Linked DNA regions of Homo sapiens: region 1 is linked to region 2. Evidence: read pairs that join two places in POLR2A ChIA-PET (ENCODE). Cell type or tissue: MCF 10A. All regions are shown on one strand. Each heading gives the region's core, and the rest is flanking DNA. Links, peaks and the distances in the headings are about the cores only.

Region 1 (8,918 bases), core at 2,825-5,324, 210 kb before region 2:
AGTAGGACCTTATCATTTTTATTTGAGAAATAATGGGACTTCCAAATTGCCTGGGCACACAAACACACACGTACATGAGTGTACAAATTAGTGGTCAATTCAAAACAATGTATACAGATGTGCATTGCTTTCTCACTGGAAGATTATAGGAAAATATTTTTACAGTATTCCTCCAATTCTAAGAATGAAATAAAAAAGTTCACTGTAAACTATTATAAATATTTGATATAGTGATGTCACTCTGAGGCTCAGGAAAAGAACCAGGGCTTTGAATGTTCAACTCCAGGCAGTTAACTTTCAGAAAAAAATAAAAAATAAAAAGATGCTTTGCTCAGAACTCAAGAGGAAGCAAGAATAAAAGGAGGCTTGATTTAAATGTGTGTGTGTGTGTGTGTGTGTGTGCGCGTGTGTATTCTCCCTTTGTATGTGTATGGTGATTTTCAGGAAGCCCAAGCATAGGACTCAGTTTGACATGCTTCCTAAAATATTATGTCAACTCTCAAGTTTTACTTGCATCAGTATTAAGTTGGCTCATGAGGAAAAGGAATTATTTGTTTTCTGATTTGAGGCAGGAGTTTGTTTTTTGCCCAGACAGTGAGTGAACTTGAAGGGCTTAGAAATAAAGGGCCTCCCATAGAGAAAAGGCAACCTGGACAGAAATGCAGGGGGTTGGCAGTAGAGACTAGAGGTCATTTGATCTCTTTAAGCCATGGGAGCATCCTGGAGTCTGATAGTTGGCTGGATTTTGTTTTCCATTTAGGATCACAAATTAGCTTAAAATTGTCCACATTGGATTCTTGAATCCTGAGCTTCTTGGCATTGCCTTCAACTGGTGTGGAAAATTGAGAAAGGTTTCCTCAGGCTTACTCAGGTTTCCTTGAATGTACCAGTAACTATTCATTAAGCAGAGGTTATTGGGTCTCTTTACCTCATATCCCTAATGCCTGGTAGATAGTAGGTTCTCAGTAAAAGTTTGTTAAATAAATGAAAGACTAGATTAATCTTTCTAACTTGTTTTTGCATGTTACGAACATTCTTCCTTGTAGCATTATTTCTGTTTTTTATTGACAAAAGAAAAATCAACACCAATAAGCAGACTGAACGCTAGATTGAATGACTGTTCTGCTAGAGGCCACAGTAGCAACTCAAGTCCAGGGAGATGCAAGCAGTGCCAGCTTTGGGGCTGAGACCTTGAGGACTGGCCTGAAAGCCAGCTGCTACTTTTCTTTCACCTGTAGTTGCATTTAGAATACCTCCCCCACATCCCAGGGATATCAGTCTTCATTACAAAGAAATGTTTACATAGAAACAGTTCTTTAACTGTTTCACCAGATTAAAAATTTAAAAAAAAAATCAGAAATACTGTGACTCTGATGCCTCCTGTCATGTATAGTTTAGGAAGTGATGAAGTTACAGACAAAATCCAAAAAGGACACTGGGAGCTGTCTCATTTTCAGTCAGATGTTGATTGCCCATTTAGAGGCTGGATTTGCATAGGTTTTTACTTACCAAGATACAGGTATGAATAGTGCCTCTTTTTATTGTGTACAGAAAGCAAAGTCCACACAGTAGAAGAGACAAGAGCTGTCATTTCAGATCCACCACAATCATCTTTTGTGCCCAGAGGATAATCAGTCTTTAGGTTTAGCGCTTGCAATTTCTCCTTATGTGGCAGTACAAAGTAACCAAACAAGAGGTTATGTTGGAGAGTGGCATGGGAGGGGTAGTCTATTAGCAAAATGAAAGAGTGAAAGAACCAGAGAGCTTACATTTCACCTTTTGTTTTGTAGTACTCAGCTTCTACGCAGGAAAGCAAAACAACACAAAACAAAAGCACCCTGTAGAATATTAACTGGACATGTATCTCGTGAAATAATTCCTTACTTAATTTACCAATGGGGAAAATGGGATTGTCACAATATATAATATTAAGGTGGTTGCTTTAAGGTTGGATTCATATACTATACACTGGTTTTTCTGAGTTCCATTTAAAATATGTAATGACAAATTCAACAAGACCCATGGCACAGAGGTGGGGATCACATTTAACCTCAGTACCCAAGTGAAGAGTTTGTATTCGTCCTCTGAAAAGTAGGCACTTGATAATGGCCCAGTTGGGGGTGCTGTTTTGTTAAAGGGTACATTGATATTTTAAAAATTGTTTGCTGTCTGTGATCCATGAGGATCCTGAAGAAAGGATGGGGGCATTTCTTTCAGAAGTGATTTTGAGAAAAAATTAAACTCCCAACTCCTTTATGTCAGCATTTTCCCCTAAGTAATTGGACAACATGAAGAGAAACCTTATTAGCTCACCCAGATATATGAAGTGAAACATAGTACATGTTATAGAGTTACATTTTATATTTAAGGACTTCCCAATAAAATCATTAGGGAGGGACTGGGGTACCATGCCTGTGTAATCTGATATGTTTCATGAATGCCTATAGCAGCGGCCTCAGCTGCAGACAGAGGCTGAGGCTGTGTCAATATGCACTCTGCTCGCTTTCTGAAGCCAGGGTCAAGGCCAGACTCAGATTGACAGGCTCGTCAAGGGAGGGCCTTTTTTGAGAAAGACCTTGGATTTTGGCGGGACTTTTTTGTGGTGTACTTTATATGTTTACATTTATTAAATTAACATTGTAATGCAAATGAAAATGTAGGGTCAAAATACATAACCTGATCTGGAGATAGTGTTAAACATCTGCATGTGAGGCAGTTTGTGAATTTGAGGCCTTAGGTAAATGGTCATCACGACATTTAGACATGACATCAGAACCAGGGAGGAGACCAGTATGAGCAGTGAAGGGCTCCATGTCTGCCTCTAAACTTAAGTTCAGGGTAGGTCCCGCTCGCCATAGAAGATGAGTTGAAAATCAGTGTTACCCATCTAAATGAGGAGGAAGGGCTAAAGCCTGTGGATTGACTAGAGGGAGGGTCTGGGAGTTCTTTTTATAAACTTATATGTATATTTTTAATTGACAATAATTGTAATATTTACGGGGTAGAATGTGATATTTCAATACATGCATACAATGTGTAATGATCAAATCAGGGTATTTAGCATATCCATCACCTCAAACATTTGTCATTTCTTTGTGTTGGGAACTTTCAAAATCCTCTCTTCTAGCTATTTGAAAACATAAACTAAATTGTTATTATCATCACCCAACGGTGCTGTAAAGCACTACAGTTTATTCCCACTATGTGGCTATAGTTTTGTGTCCATTAACCAGCCTTTGGCTATTCCCCAACCCCCACCCTTCCCAGGCTCTAGTTACCACTGTTTTACTCACTGCTTCTATGAGATCAACTCTTTCAGCTTCCACATATGAGTGAGAACATGCAGTATTTGTATTTCTGTGCCTGGTTTATTTCATGTAACACAATGTCCTCCAGGTTTATCCATGTTTTGGTGGGACTTTTGACTGACTCGCAAGTTGCCCCTCTACCCCATGTTTAATAACCTGGTTTTGCTGGGGAATTCATATAGATGCGCTGAGATTCAGTGCAGCAACAATACCAGGGCAGAATGCTTTTGCTTTCTAACTGAAACTCCCCCTCCAAAGCTCTTTTGTGATTGAAAAGTGGATAGGCTAGAAAGATGTGTCCTAGGGCTTGGCATTTCACAGTGCTGAAAAAAAGACAAGACTACCTCCATATTTTGTGAAGAGTGTGATCATCATCATCATCACATCATAAAAGGATCTAAAATGTGATTTGATTTAGAGAACTCTCATGCACATACTTTGAACTTGCACAAGTCATTTTGTGGGATGACAATGATGATGATGATGAGAGAAACTCTAAGAAGCTAGATTTCTGGGATATTGTAGTCTCCAGCTCTGTCATTTACTAATCAGGCACATGAAAATTGTGGTTCTGAATATATATTCTAAATTAACAGGAAACAGCTAGGCAACCTAAGATCTGATTTTAAATTCTTTTACAAATGTGGGCTTTTATTCCAATATTCATTAAAATGCAGTGGTTCAAGTGACTGAATCTGTAACCTGTGTTAAGTGAATGTTTTTTGGATAAAAGTTACATTTTTCACTTTCAAGCCTAGATCATATAATAGGCCTCCTTGTTGCCTTGTGTCTATCCCCAAAGAAATCTCTGTAATATTTTTAGCCATCTAAGAAAACAGTTCAGACAGAGGCACTCAGAAACGGTGACAAGCAATGACAGGAAATGCTGGTTGCACTGGGCTCCCTCATAACTTAGTGAGGCCACAGCTGGCTGATTTGCTTTTAACTTCCTGTTTGGCGGCTATTTGAGTCAAAAGTAGCTGTGTTTTCCATATAGAGTTTTTTTTTTCTTTATTCTGTAAGGCCACAATAAATCTGTCACTGGGCTGCATGTTTTGTATATTTTATGAACTGTATCATGTGGTTTGAGTTTAATTTGGAAGGCAGTGCTTTTACAATCAAGGTCCCTCCCCCACCACACGTGCAGCTTTGTGGTCTGGGATTGCATGGGCCTTCGAAAGTTTATGGCTTTATTTACACAATAGTGATTGCTGAGGAGGGCATTTCCTGCCAGCTAATGACTGGTTGGAAGGACCAACAGTCCAAATCCACGGAGAGAGGACCATTCATTAAATGCCAGGAAGCGACCAGGCTGCTTTTCTCATGAAGCAGTGGGGAGAAAGTGAAACCACATTCTGCCCTTTGAAGAGCCCAGAGCACCATGGGCAGAGCTGGGTATGGATGTGGTGCCTCCTCATCCATATGGACAATGGAGCTACTTTTCCTAACAGGGACAAACTACTTCTTTCTCATAGGTTGCCAAATCGGGCCTTTGATGGGAGGGCATTTCCTATAGGTCGATGGTCCAATAGAGACTGGCCAAATAAAGTTGAGGGCCCTGAATTTGCCATTAACGTCTGCCAGATAATTCTTAACTCAGAGGTGTTACAGCTACTTGAAAACCTTTAATATCACATGATTGAGTTTCCTAATTGGTTGAATAACTCATCATTAGTAAAGTGGACAAAAACTTGGAAAGGAATGGAAAGAATGGTTTGTTTTCAGGGTCAGTTTAGCAGGTTACAGATATTTTACTTTGATCTCGTAATATAATGAAGGTAAATAATATACATGAAGAGTGCTTTGCCTTTAGTGGAAGTACCATTGAGAGCTGTAATAGTAATCATTTAACCCATGACATTTCCAGGAAACAGTTTTGTCCTCAGTATAATTCTTGCCTGCTATAAAGCAGCTGAGGTGTGAACAGTTTGGCATTGATTTAGAGCAAAAACAGAATAAGATCGAGGCTGGGTTCACATCCAGGAATCCCTGACTTCCTGGCCTGCCCTTCACTCCCTTAGCTTCCTAAGCCTTCAATTTGCTAAAAAGTTAAATGTTTATAAAAGACAAACATCTGTTCTGAGTTCTTTGGTAGGTACCTCCATATAAAGGAGGCTATGTGACAGCGCCCCCCACCCCCAACTCCCCTGACTCCATGACTTGGCTTGGTCCTTTATCTTGAAATTTAAATTTCTTTCATATCTTCCAAATTTGGTGGGGGGATGGCAGGGGTGGGCTGAATCTCTGAAATAGAGGCAATCACTGATGGCCAGACACCTGCATTTCTTCATGGGATTGAGTAATCTGTTACATGCAGAACAAACCAAATATTAAGTTTCATTTTTGAGTCTGGCAAATGTCATTACATGCTTTTTAAATATTCAGTAATCCAGGGATTGCTGGTCATTACCAGTTCACAAAAGTGAAAGGGTTTTCTGAAGTTTAAAATGTTCCACAAATAAACCGTATACTCATTACTGTTGTTATTATTAGATGATGCCCAGAGCAGATTTATAAACAAAAAAGCGGCTGATGAACAAAAAAATATATATTTCAAAATATGATTTTAATTTTTGAACATTTTTGAGTTTGAATGTTAAGATACACTAAAATTTTGAAAGCTCAGATGAAAGACCGTATTCGATTTAGAAACTGGTTTGGACTAAGAACAAACAACGTTTTTTGTAAGTAGATTGGCCTGAATATTTACAAACATTTATAATTAGCAACACAGCTGTATGTATGTATGTATGGGTTTATTTATTTATTTTTATTTTTGGAGTTGAAGTCTCACTCTTTCGCCCAGGCTAGAGTGCAGTGGTACAATCTCAGCTCACTGCAACCTCTGCCTCCTAGGTTCAAGCGATTCTCCTGCCTCAGCCTCCCAAGTAGCTGGGATTATGGGCACCCACCACCATACCATGCTAATTTTTGTATTTTTAGTAGAGATGGGGTTTCACCATGTTGGCCAGGCTGGTCTTGAACTCCTGCCTCAGGTGATCTGCCTGCCTTGGCCTCCCAAAGTGCTGGGATTACAGGCGTGAGCCACCGTGCCGGGCCCGGACATTATTATTTTGTTTAGCAAAACCTTTCTTTATAGGTAATCTAAAATACATATTTCAAGCTGATTCAGGTTCAGTTATCACAATCTAAACTAGTGGTGTCAAAATTAATATAGGTTTACTCTACTGTATTTGGAGCCAACAGCATTACCTTGTGGTATTAGAAAAGCCTATTTATTCTATCATTGTAATTTTCAAGTGGTAGGCAACAACTCATTAGTGCATAATGAAATCCATTTAGTAGGTTGTGACTAGCATTTCTATTAAACAGAATTGCATTAAATAGACAGTAAGAAAATATCAACATGTGTCATGTAGTAAGATTAGATATATTGGGTGAGACTGTTATTTCAAATCCATGCACCTGTTACTGAGTTAGGATGTAAAGTGTGTTTCTTACTATTTGTTGCCGTCAGAAAGGTTTAAAAGTCAGTGTTTTAGTGGATGTTATTTCTGTGTCAGAAATATTTTTCCTCTCTTTTTTGAAGGGAAGATGGTCAAGGGATGCTGAAGGCTTTCATGATAACATACCTAGTGCTGTTGGTTCAGTACCCTGATAGTTATGTGTCTGCTTTTCAAACTGAACAGTAAGATATTGCTATAGATGTGCTATAAGATTTAATGTCCAAGGTATTTTGCAATCCTGAAGGCAGAAACTTTATATATTATGTATTTACTAAGTGCTATTGCTAGAACATTGGGACACTGAAAATAAAACTATCTGGGAACAAAAGCCAAAAACGGATGTTTAACAACGACAACAACAACAAAATGACAACTAAAAACCTTGGGACAATTGGGTGTGAGGTGCTTCGAATGGCAAAAGAATTATCCAAAAATTTTAAATGTTGGAAGAAAATCAAGCTCATTTTAATAAGTTAAATATAAGTTAAAGGGCTCAAAAATTGTTTTTGATTTTCATAAATCAAAAATGGTCATAGCAAGAGAATGTGTTTGCAAGAAGAAAACAAGCTGATTCATAAATATAAATGTTTATGCTGGGAAAAAAACCTGTGGGTGTCTATTTTTTCTGCGGTGAACAAAGGCACACTTTAAAATGAATTTTAAAATTGTAGATGAGGCATAAGCTGAAAGTCTGTTAAATATACCTAAAATATTAATGGGAAAGATTACAGAAATAAAGAAGAAAATAGCCACATAGTCTTTCCAATCACTTTTTTTGTGCTAATGAGTATTGAGCCTAGTAGTAGGAAAACATAAGATTCACTCACATGAACAGATAAGAGATTAACTACTGAATGCAACCCATTAGGAGAAGTCTGGCCTTAGAAGTCTGGCCAATTTGTGCATATTCCTTAGAATTAAATAATTGTCAGGGGGAGGAAAATATTGCCTTCCGGGGGTACTATTGCATCTCCAGTAGGATCATGAGGAGTTTGTCTTCACCCTCACCTCTCCTGCAGTTCCCTCCCATTGTCATTAAATCTCTTTCTGCCTGGGACATATTGAATTCTTTCCCAAAAGTCTCTTCCTGTGGACATCCTTCAGAGCCTTAAAGCACTGTTGCTTCCTCAACTTTGAGACTTGACATACAATAAGGCTTTATAGATATTTAAATGTTAAACTGAAGTTACTGCTCTGAAAATGTAATGTCAGCTTCTTATGAGTTAGTGACTAAACTCTGTCATTGTGAGTTTGTATCTCCCTCCTCAGATATAATACATTTAAAGATTAAGAATAGAAAAAGACTTACAGATCTACTGATTGTGTAATTAGCAATCAATTTATGAAATGAGATGTAAAACAAATTAAGGACCATAATAAAGGGTTACATCATCACCAACAAAACCCGTTATTCTGTTTATGACGATAAAAACTAAAAAATGTTGAAGGGTGAAATTGCATACATGCTCTGATCCTGAGAGCTAAAGGTTTTAATTCTTTCTTATTCTGATGTTAAAGCTTTTTAGAAAGCAGTAATACATATTTTGGGGGGTTATAGGATACCTTTGCCCATAAGCATCTGTTTCACTGTAAACATGTACAGAGTAGTATAGAGTCAGTTGAATAAGGTGTGGGGGGTTTGAGTGTGAGTTATTCAGGATTTTCAGCTGTAACAAGCATGTAGTTGACTGTTCTAGGCAAACAAAATTAGTCATTGTTTTGGGTGTCAGCTACCTTTTTCACGTTAGCCTTCTGGGATTTTTTTGTTATGGGATGCTTGACAAATTAATAGTGATAAGCAAAAGCTCTGTGAGAGGGAGTGCTCAAGCCAACTAAACACCAACTTATCATTCATTTCATGCAGCACTCTAACTTTCATCAGGCTGTCTGGGAAATATTGTGACGTTTTATATAATATTACATTTGAAACTTTAAGGTATACATGGAACTCAAGACCTTTGACAGGTGAGTTTGTTTTGTTTATTGTAAGTGGAAATTTCCTTCAGTAGGCAATGAGACTGTCAAGGCAAACTTTCTTGTAGAATGGAGGAGGAGAAAGGAAGGAGAGAAAGAGCTGCATGGTTTCCTAACATTTTGTTTGGAGAACTCCTTATACCGCATTCCTCATTTTCATGAAATCCAA
Region 2 (8,918 bases), core at 3,788-6,287:
GAAGTAAAAGATCTCTATAATGTAAACTATAAAACACTGGTGAAGGACCTTGAAGAGGACACCAAAAATGGAAAAATATTCCATGTTCATGGATTGGAAAAATCAATATTGTTAAAATGTCCATACTACCAATCTACAGATTCAATGCAAACTGTATCAAAATACCAATAATACTCTCCATAGACATAGAAAAAACAATTGTAAAATGTATATAGAACCACAAAAGATCCAGAATAGCCAAAGGTAGCCTAAGCAAAAAGGACAAAATTGGAGGACTCACATTACCTGACTTCAAATTATGCTATGGAGCTATAGTAACCAAAACAACATGGTACTGGCACATAGACCAATGTAACAGAATAGAGAACGCAGAAACAAATCCACACACATACAGTGAATTCATTTTTGACAAAGGTGTCAAGAACATACACTGGGGAGAAGACAATCTCTTCAATAAATGGTGCTGGGAAAACTGGATATCCATATGTAAAAGAATGAAACTAGACCCCTATCTTTCACCATATACAAAAATCAAATAAAAATGGATTAAAGACTTATCTCTAAGACCTCAAACTATGAAATTACTACAAGAAAACATTGGGGAAAAATCTCCAGGACATTGGTCTGGGCAAAGACTTCTTGAGTAAGCCCACACGCACAGACAAGTAAACATGGACAAATGTGATCACATCAAGTTAAAAACCTTCTGCACAGCAAAGGATACAGTCAACAAAGTGAACAGACAACCTACAGAATGGGAGAAAATATTTGCAAACTACCCATCTGACAAGGGATTAATAACCGGAATATATAAGGGACTCAACTCTCCAGGAAAAAAAATCTAATAATCTGGTCAAAAAATAGGCAAAATATTTTAATAGAAATTTCTCCAAAGAAGATATACAAATGGGAAACAGGCATATGAAAAGGTACTCTATTGCTCAACATCACTGATCATCAGAGAAATGCAAATCAAAACTATACTGAGATATCATTTCACCAGAGTTAAAATGGCTTTTATCCAAAAGACAGGCAATAACAAATGCTGACAAGGATGTGGAGAAAAGGGAACCCTTGTACACTGTTGGTGGGAATGCAAATTAGTAAAACCAGTATGGAGAACAGTTTAGAGGTTCTTCATAAAACTAAAAATTGAGCGACCATACGATCTGGCAATCTCACTGCTTTTGGGTATATACCCAAAAGAAAGGAAATCAGTATATCAAAGAGATATCTGCACTCCTCTGTTGCTGCACTCTTTACGATAGCTAAGATTTGGAAGCAACCTAAGTGTCCTTCAACAGATGAATGGATAAAGAAAATGTGGTACATATGCACAATAAAGTACTATTTAGCCATAAAAAAAGAATGAGATCCAATAGTTTGCAACAACATGGATGAAACTGAAGATCATTAAGTGAAGTGAAATTATCCAGGCACAGGAAGACAAACATTGCATGTTCTCATTTATTTGTGGGATCTAAAAATCAAAACAATGGAACTCATGTACATAAAGAGCAGGATGGTTACCAGAGGCTGGGAAGGGTAGTGGGAGACTGGGGGCAAGGTGGGGATAGTTAATGCATACAAAATAAATAGAAAGAATGGATAAGACTTAATATTGATAGCACGATAGGATGATTATAGTCAATAATAACTTAATTGTATCTTTTAAAGTAACTTAAAGAATGTAATTGGATTGTTTGTAACTCAAAGGATAAATGCTTGAGGGGATGGATTAAAAAATTGTAAAAATGTTTATAACAGCATTATTCATAAGAGCCAAAAAGTATAAACAACCAAATTTCCATCAGCTGATAAAATGGATAAATGAAATGTTGTACATCCATACAATGGAATATCATTTGGGCATGAAAAGGGATAGAGTACTGATACATACTACAACATGGATGAACCTTGAAAACATGCTAAATGAAAGAAGCCAGTCACAAAAGATCACACATTGTTTGATGCCATTCATATGAAATGTCCATAATTGGCAAATATATAAATGTATAAATAGATTAGTAGTTGCCAGTGGCTGGAAGGTAATGGGTATGGGGGGTGGATGGTAATTAGTACAGATAGTTTCCAACTTATGATGGTTTGACTTATTATTTTTCAACTTCACAACAGTGCAATAGAGATTCACATTCAATAGACACCATTCTTTGAGCACCAATACGACCACTCTGTTTTTTACTTTCAGTATCGTGTTCAATAAATTACATGCAATATTCAATACTTTATTATAAAATAGGCATGGTATTAGATAATTTTGCCCAGCTGTAGGCTAATGTGAGTATTCTGAACATGTTTAAGGTTGGCTAGGCTAAGCTATGATGTTCAGTAGGTTAGGTATATTAAACGCATTTTCAACTTATGAAATTTTCAACTTATAGTGGGTTGAGGATGTAACCCTATCGTAAGTTGAGGAGTGACTGTATAAGGCTTATTTTTGGAGTGATGACAATGTTCTGGAATTAGACAGTGGTGATAATGGCAGAACTTTGTGAGTATACTTAAAACCATGAATTGTATACTTTATGTGAATTGTATGGAATGTGGATTATACTTCAGTAAAGCTGTTAGTACAAAAGAAGAAGAAAAGAAAAAACTTCCATAGCTTTCTGTTGCCCTTAGCATTAAGTACAAGGTTAGTTGCCCGGAACACCAGAGCTTTACTCCTACATAAATGTCCAATCCCTGGCATGCACCATGTCATATGTAGCCATACTAGATTGACTTGTCTCCATTATTCCAATAAGCTGTGTATGAGTACACAACTGTGCCTCTGCTCCTGCTGTTACCTCACTCTGGCATGTTTCATTTGCCTTGTTTACTTGGTGAACTACTACTTACTTCTCAGGAAGCAGCTGAAATCCTCTCCACTCTCCCAGGCCATGAAGCGTTACTCACTTTTTCTCTCTGCTACAACTGTTCTCAAAACATACCTCTACCATTATTCTTCTTACACTGTATGGCAATTGTTTGTGTTCAACTGCTTGTCTGTCTCCTTAACTAGATGATGAGTACATTGTGGGCAAGAACTATGTCAGATTTACTTATTTCTTCCCAGCCTCTAGCACAAGGCCTGATACACTAAAGTACCTATTTGTTGATTGAATAAATAAATATAAGTAGATTATCAGTTATTCATACCATGTTGCCTCTCCACTTTGTCAAAGAGATATCCAGTGCTCCATGAGCTGGCAACAAGGTTTGAACACATGGAAGGGTAGAACAAGCTTATTTGGGAGCAGGGAGAGGGTAAGCCTGTCCAGGACACTGCAATGCAGAATGCTGGATGACCAGAAGGCCAACAAAGGCATGTGGCTGGGAGAGAGGATGTGGGGTCACTGTGCTTCAGACAAGCGGCAGGCATTGAAGAAAAGACCAGTAAGTACTCTTCTAATTCAGAGGGGATGGCCAGTCAGTCAGGATAGGGCAGTACAGAACAGGGAGGGCCAAACTGTCTTGGCTTAAAAGGCAAAGTAAGGCCTTAGAGTAGTTCTTGAGTCACTGCCTATCATGGACGTCTCCTGAAGGATGTGATATCTGAGAGTTTGGCTCTCTTGACATGGCCACAGAGACTCCTTCTGTGCAAGTTAGAGTGGTCAGACAAATACCCCTGTCTTTTAAACCTTCCTGGCTTTCTAATTTCACAGGGAGCCCTACCATGTTTCCTTATGGTCCAGACCAACAATTTTGAACCTGCATAGCCTTCAGTCAGTAAGACCAGTTGACCCTAGCCCAGTCTAGTAGTTTGACCGGTTGCATGAAACTTTGAATAAAATGTGGCCCATACGAAATGAAGTTGAAATGCCAGAATTGTCTTGGTATACTGTAGAAGAAATTCTGCCTCAAGTCTGTAACATAGAAATCTTGCCTGAGTTTCTAGCCTGCTGGCCTGCCCTAGAATTTCTAACTCAAAATCGTGATTTCAACTCTTGCCTGAGTTTGCAGCTCCTGGTCTGCCCTACAAATTTTGAATTTGCCAATTCCCAAAATCATATGAGCCAACTCTAAATCAATCTCTCTCCTTCTCTTTCTCCCTTCCCTCCCCCACTTTATATATATCCTATTGATTCTGTTTCTCTAGAGAACCCTAACTGATACACCCAGCAAATGGAGAGACAGTTTAAGAGAAAATGTGAAATGCGTCTATTTCACAATCTCGTCTAGGGACAACTTTCTCAGGGGAAGAATAGCTTCCATCAGTGGCCTGTTCATCATCTTTCAGTTTCTAATTCAAAACAGTTATTTCTTTGGCCAGCAAAGCTCAATTCAACAATAGACATTTCTGATTAAATGCAGTCAGAGGCCTGTGACACGGAGGTTGCCAGCAAGCCCTTATTTTTCTGTTACTTCAGTGGCAGAAAGACAGTTTTATTTTTCTTTCCCAGTGTCAGACAGAAGCTAGTCTGAAACCACTCCTGTCTCACTCTGGGTGTGGTTCTGATTAGAAGCCAAGGAGCTCAAATGAGAGGAGTTTTTAGGAGCAGTGATTTAGCAGCAAATATATGCCTGAGGCAAAAGCAGCAGGTTCTGCCACTTCTAGTTTTAGCTGCTTTGCCTGAACTTGAGGGTTTTTCCAATTATCAAGTTTCTCTGCAGTGTACTGTAAAGAAGCGAGATAATATGTTTTACAGGACCTATCAGCATCTACAGACAAGGTGGGCGCTGAACACCATGCACAGCTGTGTTAATAATTAAGGGAGCCCTAGGGAAGAAGAGAAGGTTATTCTTGTTCGAATGATGTGAGGAAAGAGAAAGTGCAGAGGGAAAAAAGTCATTTCAATGGGATCTTTACCTCTCTTCTAAAACCTAGGAAAGCATTGCTTAGTTGTTTGCCTATTTAGATCAAAACATAAAAACATTTTGTACAAGACACTTAAAACTGTGATTAATTCAAATTGCTCAAGTGTTCCCTTCCTCTGTATTCATAGTCATGATCCTCTGCCAGCGCCAGATGTTTCTAGGAGTGGTTAGCTCAAAAGCTCACTTGACATCATTCCGTGGCATTCTTGCACTGATGTTTAACAGAGGACACGAGGCTTGACTCACACCTTGGCCAGAGACTACATAAATTATGGCAAGCTGTAAGGAATCATAACCTCCCTTTCTGATTGGGGCCAGCTTTGTGCATCCACAGCTTTCTCATAGGAGAAAGGGTTCCCTTGACCAAGACAGGGATCCTTCCATGTTTTTGAAGAAGGGGAAGGTTCCAAACTAAGAGCAGGAAGGAAATTGGGCTGGTGATTCAAAAGCAGAGAAACACACACTGTGCGGCTGATATGAAAGTTGATACCATGTCTGAGAGCACAGAATTACAAGATGTGGTGTTTATCCTCTTTTACGGATGCTCTTACCTTGTGTAATAAAACAGTGCACTGCTTCTTAAATTTTAATGTGCATGTGGATCACCTGGGGATCTTGTTAAAATGCAGATTCTGATTTGCTAAATCTGGTAGGCTCAAGATTGTAAATTACTACCAAGCCCCCAGGTGATATCTAAGCAGCTGGTCCTTAGAAAACACTTTGTGTACAAAGTTATAAAACTTATGGTAGGCCTCCAAACAGGTCCCTAACCTCTAGTGTTGCCCAAGTCCTGTCAGTCATACAGAAATGACCAAGCTCTTCTCCCTTGTGGTTTGCAGTCTAGTAGAGAATGAGCCTTGCGTGCACATAATAGGATCGATGCCACAGGGAGGTAGAAAGGGCTGGGATGTTCAGAGGGAGCAGGGGTCATTTTCAGCTGCCAGGGGGAATTGCAAAAGCTTCAGAGAGGACATTACTTTTAAGGAGGATCATGAAGGAGAGATGGGACTTAGGCAGAAATGCAGTGAGGGCTTGCCAGGAGGATGGATCACCAGAAGTAAAGGCACAAAGGCTAGAAAACGTGAAGCACTGGCAGGAAATAGCATGCAATTCTATTTGACTAGAATCTGGAGTTTCTTCTAAGCAGAAAACAAGATGGACAAATAAGGTTGGTCAGGTAGTTTAGGACCAGATTACAGAACACCTTAATGTCATGTCATACAAAAGCCTTCAGACTTCATTTGGTAGGTGAGGGCAAGAACTGACTTTTCTTTAAGCTCCAAAGTGATTTGATTGGGGCTGTACCTTAGATTCTAGGCCTAGAGATCGCTCTGCTGAGAGTGGATAAAATAGGTCAGGAGGGAAGACCCTGAAGGAAGGCAGACCAATTAGGAGGTCATTGTTTAGTCGGCCATTTAGAAAATATTTATTTATTTATTTTTGAGAAAGAGTCTCACTCTGTGGCCCAGGCTGGAGTGCAGTGGTGTGATCTTGGCTCACTGCAACCTCTCCCTTCTGGGTTCAAGTGATTCTCCAGCCTCGGCCTCCCCAGTAGCTGGGATTACAGGGGCCCACCACCACGCCCAGCTAAATTTTGTATTTTTAGTAGAGATGGGGTTTCACTGTGTTGGCCAGGCTAGTCTTGAACTCCTGACCTCAGGTGATCCACTCACCTCAGCCTCCCAAAGTGCTGGGATTACAGGCATGAGCCACTGTGCCTGGCCTAGAAAATATTTATTGATCTCCTATTCCGTTTCCACCACAGTGCTAACAACTTGAGCAGGGAATTAATACATGCCTGTCCTGACCCCTTGTGGTACTTACAGTCTGAGGAGTGCTACAAAGAAGTCCGGGGTACTAGGAGAGCATGAAACAGAGACCTAAAAGTCTGGGGGGTGGTCAGAGAAAATTGTTCTGAGCTGGTGACACTTTTATCCAGATCTGAAGAATGAGGAGGATTTAGCCAGATGAAGAGGAAAGTGAAAGGAAACTGTAGAGGGAAAGCTCCCCACAAAGGCCCAGAGACTAGAGAGCCTGGCATGTGCTAAGACAGAAAAAACTAGAGCATGGTTGAGGTGGGGAGAAGCAAGGGAGGAAAGTGGGGAGACCCAAGGGAAAAGAGACATAACTGTTGGCAGGGGTCATATTTGAGCAGGACTTTTGTAGGCTAGGTAACAGTTTTGCACTTTACCTTAAGGGCAATGAGAAGACATTCGGGATTTTAAGCACAGGAGTGACTTGAGATATAGGTATCAGAACAACCCTTCTGTGTCTTTGCTCTGTGGAGGATAGATGGGGGCAGGGAGCAAGATTTGATGCAAGAAAGCAAGTTATGAAGTGTCTGAGTGAGGCCGGGCGCAGTGGCTCACGCCCGTAATCCCAGCAATTTGGGAGTCCGAGGTGGGCAGATAGCTTGAGGCCAGGAGTTCGAGACCAGCCTGGCTAACATGGTGAAACCCCCCTCTTTACTAAAAATACAAAAATTATCTGGGCATGGTGATGTACACCTGTAGCCCTAGCTACTCTGGAGACTGAGGCACGAGAATTGCTTGAACCTAGGAGGCAGAGATTGCAGTGAGCTGAGATCGTGCCACTGCACTCCAGCCTGGGCTACAAAAAAAAAAAAAATGTTTTAGTGGAACAGACGAGGTGATAGGTGTTTGGTCTGAGTGGAAGTGAGGATGGAAACAGGTAAGCAGACACAAGCGAAAATAAGGGAGTAAAATCAGCAAGAACTGAAGAATGTGAGGAAGAATGGAGACGGAGAAGGCAAGAATGATTCCTGAATTCATAGTTTGAGGACTGGATGGATAATGGTACCAGCCACTGATGTAATGAACATAGGAGGAGGTGGAGATTCTGAAAGGAGTAAGGAAGAGGAGTTCAGCTGAAGGTCCTGTGGAACATTCTGGGGGAGATAAATAGGAAGATGTATACACCACTTGAGTTCAGGAGGGAGGTCTGGGCTAGGGATATGAATTTGGGAGTCAAAGATACAGATGGTGGCTGAAGCCCTGCAGTCTCATTCTGATCCCAGTGCATTCCTCCCAGCCCCCAAAGTCCTTCAGGGACAGACGTTGCAATGAACAGGCTGATACAGAAGCCCAGATTCTCCCATGACTGAGGAAAAGGAGGTAAATCACAAATAGAAATTTTGAGAATGTCAGAAAAATTATGGCGTCTTTAGAGTTGGTATGCAGCCCATCAAGGTGAGGAACAGTTCTCATTTAATGTGTGAAATCTGACAGGTAAGTTACCAAAAAAAAAAAAATTAAGACTTTGCAGGCAAATTGTACATCAAACAGCTTGAGTCTTGGGTCGGTTCTCCCTGCTCAGTTACCCAACATGTTTTTTATATATCATATTCTATATATATATATACACACACACTCAGAGTGTGTCAGCTAATTCCAGTATTAGCCTAAAGAAAACCATAATTAGGAACACCTGCTGCTGCTGGAAAAATAAACTATAATACATTCGCAAAACAAATACAAATGACCTTCGCCCCAGCGTTTTAGATTATTTGCACCACTTTGCCCTTTCGGTAACCTAGATAATTGAGTTGGCTGTATTTATAAAAATAAAGATGTGCATTCTAAATAAAACAATGCAAGGAAGGTCACTATATAAAAGTGGTCTTCTTGGATAATATGCCTACCAGCTATCTCCAGAATATTATTCGAAATTATTATAGCCATAAATTAATGTTTTCACAGGACCTGTTGAAGCAGAACTCTTGTCAAGGAAACAAAAATAAGTAAATAAAGCCAGCAGCAATACATCTTCTAACTTTGCAGCAGAATGATGCTTGTGGAAAAATATGCAATCTGAACTCAGTCTGATGCAAACCTCAGGATGACATCATGTATTCATATGTGAGAATTTTTGAGTGAAACCAAGACTTCTAAGGGTTTATGATGGTGGTGGGTGGATATGGTTCCCTAGAAAGGCAATACCATTGAGCAGTTATCTGCTTCTGGACAGGCAGGCACGTAGAGGGAGGAGGCCACCCATTTGGATGATTGATTATGAGTCATCCAAAGAGTTTTCACACCTGCTTTTTGATACCAGAAATGTCAAGGTCTGGGACTGAA

What was found. ChIA-PET counts read pairs that join two places held together with the same protein. Peaks named below come from ENCODE experiments on the same cell type or tissue, not always from the same donor. Only the 100,000 strongest peaks of a DNase experiment are listed, where the experiment ranks them.
Region 1: POLR2A ChIA-PET joins it to region 2 with 13 read pairs; 2 of 35 experiments call an interaction of 5 or more read pairs at or near these places.

The regions. Positions count from the first base shown.
Region 1 is chrX:132,476,418-132,485,335 of GRCh38, reverse strand. All of the region lies in intron 1 of MBNL3 (muscleblind like splicing regulator 3), which reads left to right. Among named protein-coding and RNA genes, the nearest start is that of MBNL3, 8.2 kb to the left of the region's middle. In MCF 10A, for the core only: no CTCF peak of the experiment used is centred there; no DNase peak of the experiment used is centred there.
Region 2 is chrX:132,266,994-132,275,911 of GRCh38, reverse strand. The region is part of intron 2 of RAP2C-AS1 (RAP2C antisense RNA 1); the gene reads right to left. Among named protein-coding and RNA genes, the nearest start is that of RAP2C, 52 kb to the right of the region's middle. In MCF 10A, for the core only: no CTCF peak of the experiment used is centred there; DNase peaks (open chromatin) are centred at 4,481 and 5,011.